Regions from separate parts of the Homo sapiens genome. Here region 2 is linked to region 1. Evidence: chromatin loops called from intact Hi-C (ENCODE). Cell type or tissue: Calu3. All regions are shown on one strand.

Evidence for each region. Peaks named below come from ENCODE experiments on the same cell type or tissue, not always from the same donor. Only the 100,000 strongest peaks of a DNase experiment are listed, where the experiment ranks them.
Region 2: it touches region 1 in a loop (5-fold over the local background); 3 of 110 quality-filtered maps call a loop at or near these places.

The regions. Positions count from the first base shown.
Region 1 is chr1:119,005,822-119,013,821 of GRCh38, reverse strand. No RefSeq gene overlaps it. Among named protein-coding and RNA genes, the nearest start is that of TBX15, 21 kb to the right of the region's middle. In Calu3, no CTCF peak of the experiment used is centred here; a DNase peak (open chromatin) is centred at 4,961.
Region 2 is chr1:118,822,864-118,830,863 of GRCh38, reverse strand. The region is part of intron 1 of LOC107985447 (a long non-coding RNA gene); the gene reads left to right. Among named protein-coding and RNA genes, the nearest start is that of TBX15, 160 kb to the left of the region's middle. In Calu3, no CTCF peak of the experiment used is centred here; no DNase peak of the experiment used is centred here.

The sequences.
Region 1 (8,000 bases):
TTAAAGCAGTTTGGGTGGATAGTGGGGTCAAAAGTCTACCTGAATATATTTAAAAAGGAATGGAAAGAGAAAAATTGGAGACAATGTTCTTGACAACCCTTTCAAGGACTATTGCTGAAAAAGGAAGCAGAAAAATGCAATAGTATGACAGTGATTTGGAATCAAAAGAGGGTTTTGTTACTGTCTTAGTCCATTTTTTGTTGCTATAACAGAATACCCAAGACAGGGTAATTAATAAATAAAATAGGTTTATGTAGCTCATAGTTCTAGAAGCTGGGAAGTTCATGATGGGGTAGCTGCATTTGGCAGCTTTTGGTGAGGGTCTCATTCATGTCATGTCAAAACATGGTGGAGAAATGGAAGAGGAAATGGGCTTGCGGAAAAAAGGACAAAGCAGTAGAGGTCACCTCACTTTATAACAACCCACTCTTCTCTCTCAGGAGCTAATCCATTCCTGCAAAAACTAATCCATTCCAAAAAAAAGAAAAGAAAAAAAAAACACTCTTGTCTTTCAAGAAAGACATTAATCTGCCTTAAATACTTAATCACGTCTTAAAGGCCCCAACTCCCAACACCATTACATTGGCAATTAAATTTCAACATGAGTTTAGGAGGGGAGAAACCACATCCAAACCATAGCAGTTACTTTTTAGAATGAGAAAAATAATTGCATATTTGGATGGGAGTGATCCAGTAGAGAGGGTGACTTTGATGATTGAGAAGTTAGAAAGGACAATTACTGGAGCAATGTCCTTGAGTAAGTATGAAGGAATGGGATCCAACCTGTTCACATGTAGACAGGATTTGGATGGGAGACCAGAGAAGAGAGAAGGAATATATAGACACAGAAGCAGATGGATTTTTACATGTGGTTAAAAAAAAAAAAAAAGCATGAAGAAGTTCTCTTGTTGCTTCAATTTTATCAGTGAAATAGGAATCAAGGTCCTCAGCAGAGGACTGGGATGAGGGAGGATGTGTTGGAAGTTTAAGGAGAGAGGAGTAGGAGGTGTGAAATAGTCATCTAGGGAAGAGGGAAATGTAGTAGAACTGCCAGGCAGCATTTAAGGGCTCTCTTGATGCTAAGGAACATGAATTTACAATGAGAGCAGTCAGCTCAGTTGATTGTTTTGTTCCAACCACATTCCATTGTGTGGGTGTAGGTGGAGACAGAATGTAGATAGAATTGGATTTAACCTAGAGCTGGGCTTCGCCAGGTGATTGAAACAACGGACAAAGAGGTAAACGACCTGAGTACATGTGCCAGATGCCAGGGTGTGAGTAAGGGTCATGGCATTCACCCAGGGCAAGGCGGGAAGTGAGGATGTGAGGAGTGTGGAGATGTTGAACGATGATAAAAATCAGTTGATTGAAGGTCCTGGTGGTGTCAACAAATTGAGGGAGTGAACTGGAAAGAGAGGCAATGTTGGTCAGAGCTTGAAATTAAGATTATGGGGGTTCAACTCTTGGTAATGACAAAGATCGAGATATGGCCCAAGGAATGACTGTTGATATAGAGTGGAAAACATAATCTCTGGAAGACAGAAGGTCAAGAGTCTACGGTATTATAAGATCATTTACTTCAACATGAAACCACAAAAACTATGCTGGGAGAAGCACTAGAGACAATGATAATGATCCAGGAATAAAATCTTCAAGAAATGAGGGAGAGTGGTCTTGGGAGTCTGTAGACTGATAGCATCATTTCCAAAACCTGGGGCAGCAGGGAAATTAGGGAGAAGAAAGGGATAACAACCTAGAAGTATCAATAAGGAGCAAAGAGGACAATTTCTCTACCTCCAGCTGCCAGTATTTTGTGTAGGCTGGAGCACAAGATTCCCCACAATTCCAGCACCAGCTAGGTAGCAGGCCTGAGCTGAGTCGTGAGTGCGGAGTTTTTCCGTGGTCAGCACTTTGGAAGATTATGTTGGGGGCATTCAGAAACCTGTGGTTGGCCATGTGGCTGTAATTTCTTAAACTACAAATGCTCTTTCATCATTTATGTCATCAGTAAACTTTCATAATTCCACTGTTTAGCCCTACTAGTCTGAATTCTAGTCAAACACATTCATTTTTGTTTTTTTTTGTTGTTGTTGTATTTGAGAGGGAAGATGAGTAAGGAAGGGACTTACAGCTAGTCTAATTCTTCTTGAAAACTTCCTTAGAATATCTCAGAAACTTCCAGATAGGGCTGCTGTCCTAGAACAAGCTCTCTCTCAAGTAAGGAAACCCGGAATATCTGGGGCTGCCCAGGTAGACACAATCCCTCTAGGAATCTGCTGTGATTTCCTTTGGCAGCTTTGTTCCCAAGGTCTGCAACCACTGGCCCACAGTTGCTTTAGGCCACCATTTTGCTTGCTGTGTGTTCCATCTCAGTAATACCACTAAAATGACACCATTTTTCTAGGCAAAGATACTATTCTGCTCTGGATACTCCCAGCTTTTAGAGTTAATTCCTCAGCATGAGCAGCTTTGATTTCCCAGAGCGCACCCACATTAGCCAGCAAGAAGAAAAGAGCATTGAAGTAAGTGATGATGCAGAATCCCTCAAGTCATTTCCAAAAGAGGCATTCCAGAAATGTTTTGAGCAATCATTTTTATAAGCTATAGAATCCCAGGGTAATTTCTTAGAGGAACAACTCTCATTTGTTATAAATTCCGGGGTTTTAAAAGATACATCAGCCCCATTACTCTCTACACAATTTCAATCCTTTAATTCTTTAAAATTTCTTACCTGATCAAAAGGAAGAGCCCTGCCTAGTTACAGTTGCTATTCACCATTATAGGTAGCGTGTATGGCTGAGATAGAAAATACTTCTGATTTTGTGGATTTTGGATCAAACCCAGCATTGTGTGCCTTCTAATTTAGTCAACATTCAATTCAGCTATAGGGGGTTTTTAACATGCTAAAGCAGAAATGTAGTAAATAATCAAAAGGTGAAATAGTCATTACTAAGAAGGCCAGCATTCCATATTATGCTTTACATCCTAGGTGCAAGGTGCTACTTAGATGGCAATTCAAGAACGCAGAAGTCATTCTAGTTGGAAAGCCATAACTTGATCTCCAGTGCCTATGTTTGTGATGGGGAAATTTTCAACGAAAAACACAAAAGAGGAGAAAATAGAATGCTCCTTGAAAACATATTCTATGTCTTATTACACAGTCTGGCACAGGCACATAAGCCTACATGATGCCTTGGCTCCTATGGGAAAATCCAATTGATTGGCATTCCTTTTCCAAAAAATATAACCTTCTGTGAAGATATATTAAGGTTGTCTCTTTCCTGATTCTCTCTGGCCAAGCAGAATACATTTATAGGAAAGGATGTCATGGATGTGCTTGGAATAAGGCCAAACTAGTGCCCCAGTGGATAGAACCTCTGTGATGATCTCATTAGTATCCACACGAACTGACTGCTAACCAGTCATCACAGCTTATGACAGTGCAGCTCAACTCATCCCCTTTTCTGTGCATTCATATCCTAATAAGGTAAGATCAGGAGGGAAAAGTGGTAGTTCTGGAGAGAATGTGGGCAGGAAGAGATATGACCCAATCAAAGGAGGAGTCTGAACAAAAATTTTCCTACCCCTGGACCACTATTACCCATCTACAGGGATACTTGGCACTATCCAAGGGGATACCTGCACATTAACTTCCACTTAACATGTTCCATCTTAAGCTGAATCTTCCCCTTCACCATACTCTAAGATGATTAATCAATGTACCCAGCAATATGCAAGATGTTGTATATAATGAAAGTATTAACATTGAGTCTCTGATCTCATGTTACAGTTCAGTGGGGGAGACAAAATTTAAACTGATTAAACATAGTGCCTCACGATTTAGCAGAAATGGTCTTGCTTTGTAGGACACACATTAGTGCAAGAAACTTGTCATTTTTTAACTAAATGGAGTTAAATTACCAATCCTGTTTGTGCTCCTTTGCTTTACATTTCTCAAACATTCAACCAACAATTATTTGTTGCATGCTGCCTGTTATAAGCAAGGCACTATACTGAACTCAAGAAAAACCATGATAAACATGTAATATTCCAAGGATATTAGTATTGATTAGTAACCCTCCCACACCAAATTCAGCGTGGCATTCTAAACAAATACTTTTTTAAAATATGATTTTAATCTTCTCTTTCCCCTTCTGGTGCGCATTTTCAATCCTAGTACAAAAGCACTGAAAGTATTTTGGTGGAGTGACATGCAAAAAAAACAAAAACAAAAACAAGTTTGTGGTGTAAAAGAATAAACGGTATTAGCACTCTCTTCTGCCCCTGGAAACATGAGGACTCTCTGACTGCTCTGGGGGTTCCCGTTCTTTTGGAAGCCCTCAGCTGGTCTTCAGCAGCAGTGATGACATTAAGGAAAATTGCATTCTGCTGCAGAATTCAGTCCCTTCATCTTTCTCCTTTCTCTAGAGCATGAAGCTAGGGGCCCATAAAGGATCCAATATCAAAAGGAAGAGGGTAATACCACTACATGGAGAAGAAAAAAATAATAATTACCAAATTTCCTGAATAGTAAACAGCTTTTAAAAAGAAGAAAAAGCTGAACCCTTTGATAGCTTGGCCCTTGGTCTGCCCGTGAATGCCTTAAGGATTATATCATCAGACTGACTCCAGCAGCCCGCGCTATTGTTTCAGAAAGAGGAAACTAGAAAGAAGGAAAAGAAGAAGAAAAGGGGATGGGTGGGAGCATGTCTGCCTTTTGGGGAGGAGAGCGTTTGATTTTTGGAAGTGCAGTTATCAAATGTAAGGCTAGAAAGACAAATTGAACAAATTCTCAGTGTCTGTGGGCAGGAGGTTTCTGGGGCCATTTTTTCCTTTTGGGGGGATTAACATAGCCTTTGGATTCAATAACTTTTCTATCACAGATGAAATTAGCTCCGAAGAGAAATAAGCGACCTGAGATTGCCCAGAAATGTTATTCCTGAAAACCATCACCTGGGGGCAGTCTTGGGACTGTTAATTTCCTCTACCTCACTGGTAGATAATTCACTACTTTTTTTCAACGATGTAGTGTTTCTTTATCTGTGGTTGAGGAGTGAGAAAAATGGGCAAGAGAAAAGGAGGCTTAGGCACTAGAACTTTCACTCTCCTCAACCAGCCAGGAAGCGACCCCATGTGAATGCGCAGGACGTTCTTGAAGTCGCAGAAGTTTTCCTTTGGAGCTCTGAAGCGGAGAGCCTCGAAAGCTGGAGGCGGAGGGGTGAGGCCGTACACACTAACTGGTCCACCGACCCTTAAGATCTCCGCGCCGGATGAGATCGAGAAGCCGGGATTCCCAGATCCCAGGAACTAAAGGAGACCTCACCTCCACCCCCACCCCGCACCACTGCACACACACGCCCGGGAGTTCCTGGCCCGCCGCGCCGGGCCAGCCCCTCTGTTCTGAGACCCTTGTCTCCCGCCCACTACCCCGCGGAGCCTTGTCAGCAAAGGAAGACAGGGCGTGGGCCCCGCTAGGGCCCATGTTTAATAGCTCACGAATTCCGGTCGAGGAAACGGAGGCTTCGGCGCTCAGGCCTCCCCTAGGTCTAGCTGCGGCCACAGTTATAAGCTCTGGTTCATAACCAAGAGCGCTTGGTGGTTCTCTCCCGGTGCGTTTCCCGGCCCGAATCTGGGCATCCCCGGGGACCTCACCTTGGGGTGAATCAGAGCTTACCCCCAGGCCACGGAAGCCGACCCAGGCGGCCTGCCTCCTCCTTGGGCCGGGCCGGGGCCGCCGGGCTGCTAGGCGCGTGGCAGCGAAGCTGGATACGGGCTCACTGTCCGCACCCTGCGCAGTCAGGGCCACCAGGCTACCTCAACCCTTCGTGGTGCTTCCCATTCCAAATTAGCATTGAGAGCCCGTGTGACCTTCGCGTGCCAGCGGATAGAATCTGCGAAAGGGAAGCAGACAGTGGCCTTTCCCGTTTCCTGGGCTGTGCGCGGGTGTGCTGGGCCCAAGCGCCCTCTGGGCGTCGGGGCTTCGCCTTGTCCCGTGTGCCTGCGCGGGGCCCGAGCAGCGGCCAGGGCCAGCAGTCAGGCGTGCGAGCCGGAGTACAGGCTCCCGAGAGCAGGGAGGCCGAACAAAGCCAGGTCCCGCTCCACAGAACAGCAGTGGAGGAACACTTCTCCTTCCTCCCCCACAGGGCCACCCCGTCAAAGAACAAGACACCCTCAAAAGTCGGGAAGGGACACTTCCTGAGGGACAAAACGTCAGGCAGAGAACTCAGAGTTCTTCGAAGGGCTTGGCCTCGGCGTTAACCACGACCCGGTCCCGGGAGCCTTGGGCCCAGTCCCCACGCCCAGTGGGCGCCGCACCAGCCGTGCGACAGGAGCCTGGATGCCCAGGAGGCGGCTCCAGGGAACTCACGCGCCGCCCGTTTCTCCGAAGGTTGTGCCTACGGGGCAGGCCTTCCTAGGAAAGAAGGGAAGGGCCGTCGATTTTCAGAATCTAAATATGTTGAATTCAAAACAGCATGGTTTTCCCCTTCTAGAAGACGGAAAAGAGGGTAATACCCGGGTTGGGGTAGACGGGGACACTCAGCCGCTCTTCATCTCCAAGCCCCTAGAAATAAGGCGAGGTTGCCTTTTTGCCACATCGCCGGCTGCCGAACCCACCCGCGAGTCCGGCTCACCTGGGGAGGTAACGCGGCCAGGTTACAGGGGACGATCCCCAGTTCAAAAACCTCGTCAAAGGTCCCCGCGCGTCCCGGAGCGCGTGAATTCACCGGCAGCGTCAGGTCCGAAGTGGCCCACGGACCGAGCGGCGCGTTTGGGCGCAGAGCGGGCTTTCTAGAGGACCTTGGCCAGGGATCTGCCCCGCGGCTCTCCCTCCCCGCAGCCCCACCTTGCTCCGAGCGGCGGCTGCCCGCCCGCCCCGACAAAGGCAGGCGCAGCAGCGGGTCTGCGTCTTAACATCGCAGAGTCGCTGGAGTGGCGCAAGACGCCCTCCTCTTCGTCAGGTGCGGACGGAGCTTCACACGGAGGCTCTACTCTCCTCCAAGACACGAAGAACGTGCAGAGCTGCGAGGTGTGTGTTGGCACCGCCCGCTTCCTGCGCTACAACGGCGGGCGGCTGTAGTCCCTTTCCCGCCTGGCTCCGGCGCGCCGACAGCCTCCCTGCCTCCCCACTGGCGGCAACACTGCGGGCCCGGCTGCTGAGCTCAAGCCTGGTGAAAAAGCTCGCGGCCAGGGCTTTCCCTGAGTCGTACGCAGCCGCCAGATTAGATAATTTAGAGATCCGACGCCACGGGGATATGCGCCTGTCTCTCCCGCACAGGTGCAGTGGAAACGATCATACGCGGTTAAGATTGAGGCTACGTTCCCAAAGACTAAATGGAAAAACAAGAGCGATGTTAGTAAAGGGAAAACCCGTTTGCTTCACCAGTTTAAGGTGAATGTGAAAATGTTTTCAACTTGATAGAGCTAGATGTTTTTTTCTGCTCTCTACTTCACTAGACAGAGCTAGGACGAATGGGCCATTAGGGAGGTAGTGTGCAGTTTTATAATGTCCTCTTCATCCTTAGAAGAAAAGTCTGCAGTTCGCAGTGCCCTCTCCTTGCTGCCTTAGCATTAAGAGAATTGTTATTTACTTCGGCCGCGGGTGCTGGGAGAGCTTGAACGCAGCGGCATCTGGATGAGTTCGGGTGGCATTCAACTGCGACCCCTTACCTTTGCCCCCAAGGCTTCTCGTGCCATTAATTTCCACTGCAGTCTATGGCTGGATTTTCTATTACTTAGGTTATTTTGCCTTCCTCTCCACTCCTTTGTTCTGTACTCACCAATTAGACCCCCAAAATACAGAATCCCAATATTGGTGTACCTCTCTTTTCTTGGCCTGGATTCAAAGTCGCCGTCCAGGAATGTGCTTGTACCTACAGATTCCTATGCTAAGGCTGCTGAGCGTCTTCCACTAGCTCCGCTAGGGAGAGAGTCTGAGCATTTCATACCGTGAAGTATGGATTGGATTTTACCGACTATTCCATGAAGCCACAGGCAACTGG
Region 2 (8,000 bases), 180 kb after region 1:
TAGCACTTCATTGTTGTAGGTTCTTGTGGCTATTTGTGGGCGGGTCTCTTCTCTCCTGCTTTTTAACATTCTTCAGGTCTGGGACTTTTCTTTACTTCTTTGCTTCTCCATCTGCACTTAGCACAACTCTTGGCACAGAGAGACTTTAGTAAATGCTTGCTGGTGGTTGCTACTACACTTCAACTACTCTAATTTCCTTTAATGAATCCTATGATAGGGTCATCTTCCATGGGTTTTTCTCACTTATTTGTGTAGCCATTTATAGTTTCAGCTTGTTTCACATCTTGGGGGTAATGGGTTCCATAATCATGAAATCTATCATGACAAATGACTCATTTATTTATTCCTTCTCAGTTTGCCTCTTTCTAGGTTCAGGCAGTTGTCTCCTAATGAAAGTGTGTGTCCCCTAGATGGACTTATGATTCATTAGATTTCTAGCATGTCCCCTTTCAGTCTATCTTGAGTGTTCACAACTTATCCAGTTCCCCCACCCGCTTCTTCCATTACTTTATTACTCTTCTCTATTTCTCCAGCTCCATGTTATGCTTCCTCCTGTGGGTGGAGCCTCCTACCAGGAATGGTGTAGAAATGGAGTGGGAGGAAATGAAGATACAGAAGAGAAGGAAGTAGAGATTCATGTCCTTAAGCAGCTTGCAGTTTAGTAGAGAAGCTTACTACATTTGAGGTGTAGATACCGCTTGTATTACCTGGATATAAAGTGGTGGAAATGGCATAAAAGTGGAACCCTAAGCATTTTGTGGTATAAGCCATAGGTATCCATTAGCGTGTGAAAGCAAGTCTATCTATCTGTATAATTTACAATCTGACCACATGGGTGATTGGACCATTATAGATACCAGTAGATAATGACAGCAACTATAATAGCTATCATTCACAAAGCATCAATTCTGTATCAGGTAGGTACCATGCAATTTTCTCACTTTGCTTTATCTTTTGCAACACTGCAAAGTTGGTATTTTCCATTCCATTTTACAATTAAGGATACTGAGCCTTAGAAAAGTTAATTAACCAGCTGGGCACAGTGGCTCATGCCTGTAATCCCAGCACTGTGGGAGGCAGAGGCAGGCAGATCACAAGGTCAGGAGTTCGAGACCAGCCTGGCCAATATGGTGAAACCCTGTCTCTACTAAAAATACAAAAATTAGCCAGGCATGGTGGTGCGTGCCTGTAGTCCCAGCTACTCGGGAGGCTGAGGCAGGAGACTCGCTTGAACCTGGGAAACTGGCTCTCAGTGAGCCGAGATCACGCCACTCAATGATCTTACTTGGACAAGTAAGATCATACTTGCCCAGCACTCCAGCCTGGGCAACAGAGCGAGACTCTGAAAAAACAAACAAACAAAAAAAGGTAATTAACCAGGATAAGTTCTTGGGACAGATTGTAGTTTAAACTCAAAGTCCATGATCTTTCTACTACAAAATAAAGCATTTTTCCTTAGGGACTTAAACAGTAAATCTGTAATTTTAGGACTTTCTCAGGACAAATAAATTTTTGAAAGAACTGCTTTTCCTGGAAATCTGTCCTATGTGGATAGGATATCCAGTGAGTTGTTAAGATGGACAAGAAAATTCACGTAGACTGGCTTATGGTAACTATCTTGCTTGAGGATTGCCTAACCTGCATAGTCTCTAAAAATAAGTTAGAACCTTTGATTAAAATACATTTACTCTTTTAGGCCACTAGAGTACCATTTACATAATATGAGAAACCAATGATTGATATTATTATCAAATCAATATTTGGATCAAAATATATTGAGTAATGTAAACTGGAGGACACAATGAGGTTTAGTAGGGCTGATATCCAACTGGGACACACTAGAATGGCTGAGCTCCACTCTCACTGGTTGGTGCCTGATGTATTAGCTGTTAAATATTTTGATCATTACTCCAAGATATTAGGGATAATTCCCATCCTCAAGGAAATAACAGACCAATTGAAAAAATGGAACATCAATAAGCAAAACTTTAAATAATAACAGAATTAATGAAAAGGCAAACAACACTCTATCCACCTTAACTTGCTTTATTTTTCTTCTTAGTGTGCATCTGCCACTAAACATACTTTAAATTTGTTCATTTTCTTATTGTTTAATGCTATATCTCGAATACTGACAACACTGCTTGATCCTGTTGAATAAATGAATACATACGGTAGGCATTTAAATCAGTAAGTTTGTGCTGGAGTGGTTAGGGATAATGTCACGGGGAAGAAAAAAAGAGCAGAATCTGGAAGGAATAGATAGTTTTGGAAAAAAAGAGGTTCAGGAAGGGGGAAACTGTTCTATGAACAACAGCATGGAATTTAGATAATACCCTTCAAGCAAAGGATTTGTGAGTAAACTACTCTGGTTTGAACAAAGGGAGACCTTGAAGTGGCCAGTTTATACCAAAAGGTGTAATGCGCAGTCTGTGAGAACTCTTTGGGGCATTTAAGTTGACTACTGACTGTCTAAAAGCACTGAGGAGGTGAAATCTGTAATGACTGAGACTTTTAATTGTCAACAACAAAACATCCATCTTTATTCCTTTGCATGAGTAATATGGGTTGAAACTTCATTTATGAGAAACAATAAATGGAGGTTACAAATATTTCTTAGCTGATGCTCCAAAAAGGAATGCCACTAATGAGAAATGTGCAAATGAGTACTGCTGGCTGAGATTTTAAGGTTGATGCATGAAATTCTAATTTTTTAGATTGTGGTTTTATTTTCTTTTGGTGTTCCCCTTGCTGTATTGCAACTTTCTCATTTAAAACAATAATTTAAAACCAATTTAAAGACAAACACATGCACATATAATTGTGCACTTGTGTGGTGCATGAAGACACACACACACACACACACACACACTCTCTCTCTCTCTCTCCCTCTGTCTCTCTCACACTCCCAGGCACACAGCTTCTTTCAGCTCAGCTTCTATTTCCTCTCATCTGGCAGCTTTCAGAATAATCTCACCCACCTGTTAAATCAGAGCATGTCAAGTTTAATTTATAACAATGAGTAAAAACAGGATGCTACAGAAAGCATTTTAATTAAAATCCTTTAATTGGATACATGCTTCTTGTGAAAAGGGAGCTGTGGAGAGGGCCTCTTTGTCGGCACCTTTCACTCCAGTTGCCAGAGATTGTTGCAGGAATGGCCTTGCAATTGGAACCAGGTCTCCAGGGTGGAGGAGGTGGGGAAAGAGGTAGAGGCTGAGAGAGGGAAATTGGGAGCAATAGGGAAGGACAAAGCGGGTGAATGTCCATGGATTTTGTGTAGAAACACAGCCTGGGTGTTTTCGGGAGGCAGTTCTACCAACAGCTATTGATATCATTTCACGTTGGTTTCTTCTTAATCCTTTCATCATTCTTAGGATGGCATAGTCTCTAGGGGGAATCCACAAATACCCCTGACTTCAGATACTAGTTTAGGAAACCTTGGCAGTGTAGGCCAATTGGTGAGTGTGGGCAGTGGGCAGATGACAGCATGGGGTTTGGAAAGCCTAGCTCTTACACCTGTAGTTCCTTAAATGACAGCACTTAGCACTGTCCAGCCTACACTGCAGAAATAAAGTGTTGGACTCAATTAGAGCCCAGTTTAAGGAGGGGACTGTGTGCTAAAGCCAGGGGCTTCGTCTGGAAACTATCCCAAGTGCTCATATGGGGTGACAGCAATAGAGTGTGCCAAGAGAGCAGAAAGGCATGGAAGTGTTTTACTGGATGCACTCAAAGTAGCAGGGAGAAGTGGGAAGTGGAAGTAGTTTCAGTGTCAGGTATGTTGTCAAAGAAACAAGATCCTAAACTGAGTTGATGAGAGAGGGGAGGATGAATGGATTTTTACCTCCTTGGTTTGGCTTCAACTTGCAGTGCCAGAGGATGACGCAAGAGAGTCTAAAGGATATTGGTTCTTCCCTCTGAGTGAACAAATCAGCACTATGTCCTTTCGGGTGTAGAAAAGAGACACACCTTGAAGGATTTTTTAAGTGCTGTTCATCCATTGCTACTGCTTGGCTCCCAGAGGCTCTGTTTGCCAAGAAAACAATAGTAGCCAGTTTTATTTGTTTACACTTATTGGTTCCCTCTAGCGGTATGCTGGTAAATGTTGAACAACTACCCTTGGGGAAGTGAGGAGAGGGTAGAGAAGTTCAATTTGTAGCATTTTCCAACTTCCATGGTGTGAAAATTTCCATCAAAGTCCAGTTGAAGATATTAATGGATTAACAATCAGCTGGCCAAAACTCTGAAATTAAAAAATGACTGTTGGCTGTAATCCTAGCACTTTGGGAGGCTGAGGCGGGCAGATCATAAGGTCAGGAGTTCGAGACCAGCCTGGCCAATATGGTGAAACCCTGCCTCTACTAAAAATACAAAAATTAGCAGGGTGTGGTGGAAGGTGCTGGTAGTCCCAGCTACTCGGGAGGCTGAGGCAGGAGAATTGGTTGAACCCAGGAGGCAGAGGTTGCAGTGAGCCGAGATCGCACCACTGCACTCTAGCCTGGTGACAGAGCGAAACGCCATCTCAAAATAAATAAATAAATAAATAAATAAATAAATAAATAAATTGTTGTTAGAAGCCAGTATGAGCTGGTTCTAGCATACCACTGGCTCCTTTATGCCCTAGTTAAGCTTTCCTGTAGGAGGTATCTACTTTCCTGCCCCACTGACTTTGGGATTGGCTATATAACTTGCTTTGGGCCTTGAAATATGAGCAGATGACATAAACCACCTTCAAAGGTTTAAATGTGCTTGCTTGTGTGGTTTGGCTCTGCTCTCCCCACCCACTTTGAGCTTCTGTCCTCTATTTTGGAAACAGCTTGCTCCAGTTAGTGGCTCATCCTTCAACCTGAGTCTCAGAATGAGAAGGCACAGGGAGCTGCCTAAACTGAGGTATTCTCAGCATAGCCTGACAAACCCACAGCAAAGCTGCAACCCTCATGTAATGTGAGCAAACAAAAGTTTGTTGTTATAAGACACTGAGGTTTTGAGATCTGAATAGTACAGAAATTTTCACCTAATCAATAAACACTAAACAACTGTTGGCACATAGCCAATGCTGTGGGGTTGTATCTAGGTGATGCAAAAGAACTAGAGATTCCAAGTTCTAGAAGAAACTTAAAAACCCAATTATTTCAACAATCTGTGCTACTTAAACCTCTTCTATAACACCTGTGCCAAATGTTTGTCTACTTTAGTTATTCTCTTTAAACTTGAAAACCTCTGTAGCTGTGGACATCTTAGTACCTCTTGAGAGTGTCCATGCTATCTTTGGCAGATCTGAATGTTGGAAAATTCTCTGTATGAAACAGAAGCCATTCCTTGTAGCAGACACATAGTAGCCCTAGTTTCATTTTGCCAGGCGACACAGAAATTTTATTTATTCTTCTACAGGCAAACACTTCAGATTTTTGAAGATAACCTATATTTTCTACATTAAATTGTCTCTCCATGTGAAACTCCTTAAAATTCTGAGGAGGAAAATGTAAACCTAGAATTTTTTTACCCAGTAAAAGTGTTATTATTCAAGAGTAAGAATGAAATAAAGATTTGTTTTTGGATAAACAAACCCTCCACTTGACATGATTTTGAGGCTTGTTACCATTCTGGCCCATCCTGTCCCATATCTCTACTTTGTTTATATTGACGTGCATCAACCTATTGAAAGTGCAGCAGAATACTGGACTAAGATATAGGCCCAAGAAACTAGAAGCCAAAATTTGAATACTGTTAAGACAACAGGAGACATAGGTGTAGACATATAAATGGGAGGAGCTAGAATGCAAATCCCTGCGTAAGGCTAGTACCTGGAAGAGTAGAGATGAAGACAATGCCCAGAATGTAGCCTCGGTACATAACAGGATAGAAAATATGAATGAGAAATTAAGAATCATGGAGGTTAGAATTAAAGGGATAATATATATCTAATAGGAGCTACAAACAGAAAAAATGGAGAGACTAAGAAAAAGGTAATATTTAAAGATTATATCATAGCTGAGATATAAAAATTTCAGTTGTGAACTCCTGTTTGAAGAAGCACAATGAGACTTGAACAAGACCAAGAAAAATATATTCATACCTTTTAGTATAACATATTCATAACTTTTAGTATAACAAAGAATAAAACAAAAATTAAATGTAGCCGGAGGCCAAAGAAGAAATATTGTCAACCTAGAATTCTAGTCTTATTCAAGAGTGAGTATTGACCATTCACAGGTCTCGCTAAAAGAATTTCTGAAGACATTTCTTCAGAAAAAAAGGGACCCAGATGGAAGGCAAAGGTGTACAAAGAACAGAATGCAAAAACGTTGGTATGTATGTAGTCTTTTTTTTTTTTTTTAGTAGATAAGATAGCAACGGAAGTGTGCTGGGCCCATAAAAAAAAGTGGATAGATGTAAGCAAGCACGAATTGTAAAAAAAAAAATACAAAATATGGGAGGAAGATATCATAGTTAAGGTACTTTAGAGTCCTGCATCTTTCTGGGGGACAGAGATAGTGATTTTCAATTTTGTTATGTCAAATATACAAGTTAAAAGTGCAAGGTAACTACTAAAGGAATAGTGATAGAAGGTGTAATTCCGACAAGCAGAGTGATCAAAAAGTATGCAAACACTGAAAAGAAGAATACATATCAACTTCAAGTTATTGGTTATTTCCTATAAGGAATAAAAATGCATGGGATATAGTAAGATTGGTAGGAGAGGGGGACTTGTCAGCCATATTTGCAACATTGTATTTATTTAAAGACTCTAAGGCAAATAAAACAAAATGTTAAAGTATTAAATCTAAAGGGTGGGTACATTGGTGTCTCTTACATTAACTTTTGTATTTTTTATATACTTCAACTTTTCACCCTTAAAAATTCAAATAATTAAGAGTAAATCCAAATTTCTACAAACCTATGAAAGGATGCCAAAATTTACTAGTAGTCAGAGAAACTGACTACTGTAATGTAATATGATATATTACATATATATCATAATACATAATATCAAATAATGATGAGATATTACATTTAGACCACTGGATAGGCACAATTTTAAAAGAACTATAATAAGAATTGCTGAACAAGATGTATGAAAAAAGACAGTCTTTTGTAGTAGAAGCATTATGGCTTTTTTTCAGAAGTTAAAATAAAAATACATAAACTCTTTTACCTAAAAATTTCAGTTCCAGGAATCTATCCTATCAGGATAGATTGTATTTATTGCAGTGATGTTAGTATGAGCAAAATACGGAAACAAAACAAATGGCCACCCTTATAGGTGTGATTAAATGAGTCATGTATTCACAAATGGGTAAATTGTGTAATAAAAAGGAAAAAATTAAAGATACGCCAGTTTACTTGGAGGCTTTTTTTTAAAATAAAGAATTGTGTGATAAAAAACAAGATGTAGGAAAAAAATGTAGATGGTATTATTCCATTTTTGTTAAAACAATGTTCAAAAGATTTTCTTATATGTGTGTATGCGTATATATGCCTCATAAAATTATATGATGCTAGTAAAAAAGCAAATGAATACAAATTGGTTATAAACGTGGGCCTCTTTGGTGGGTGTGAAGATATTTTGGACAGAAATGGGGAAAGAAGAGTGACAAGAAGCCAACCAAAAAAAAGTGTTTGGGGGGAGACTTACAAATATTCAGTGTGTCGTATGTTTATAGCGGCACTATTCACAATAGCAAAGACTTGGAACCAACCTAAATGTCTAACAGCGATAGACTGGATTAAGAAAATGTGGCACATATACACCATGGAATACTATGCAGCCATAAAAAATGACGAGTTCATGTCCTTTGTAGGGACATGGATGAAGCTGGAAACCATCATTCTCGGCAAACTATCGCAAGGACAAAAAACCAAACACCGCATGTTCTCACTCATAGGTGGGAATTGAACAATGAGAACACATGGACACAGGAAGGGGAGCATCACACACCGGGGACTGTTGTGGGTGGGGGGAGGGGGGAGGGATAGCATTAGGAGATATACCTAATGCT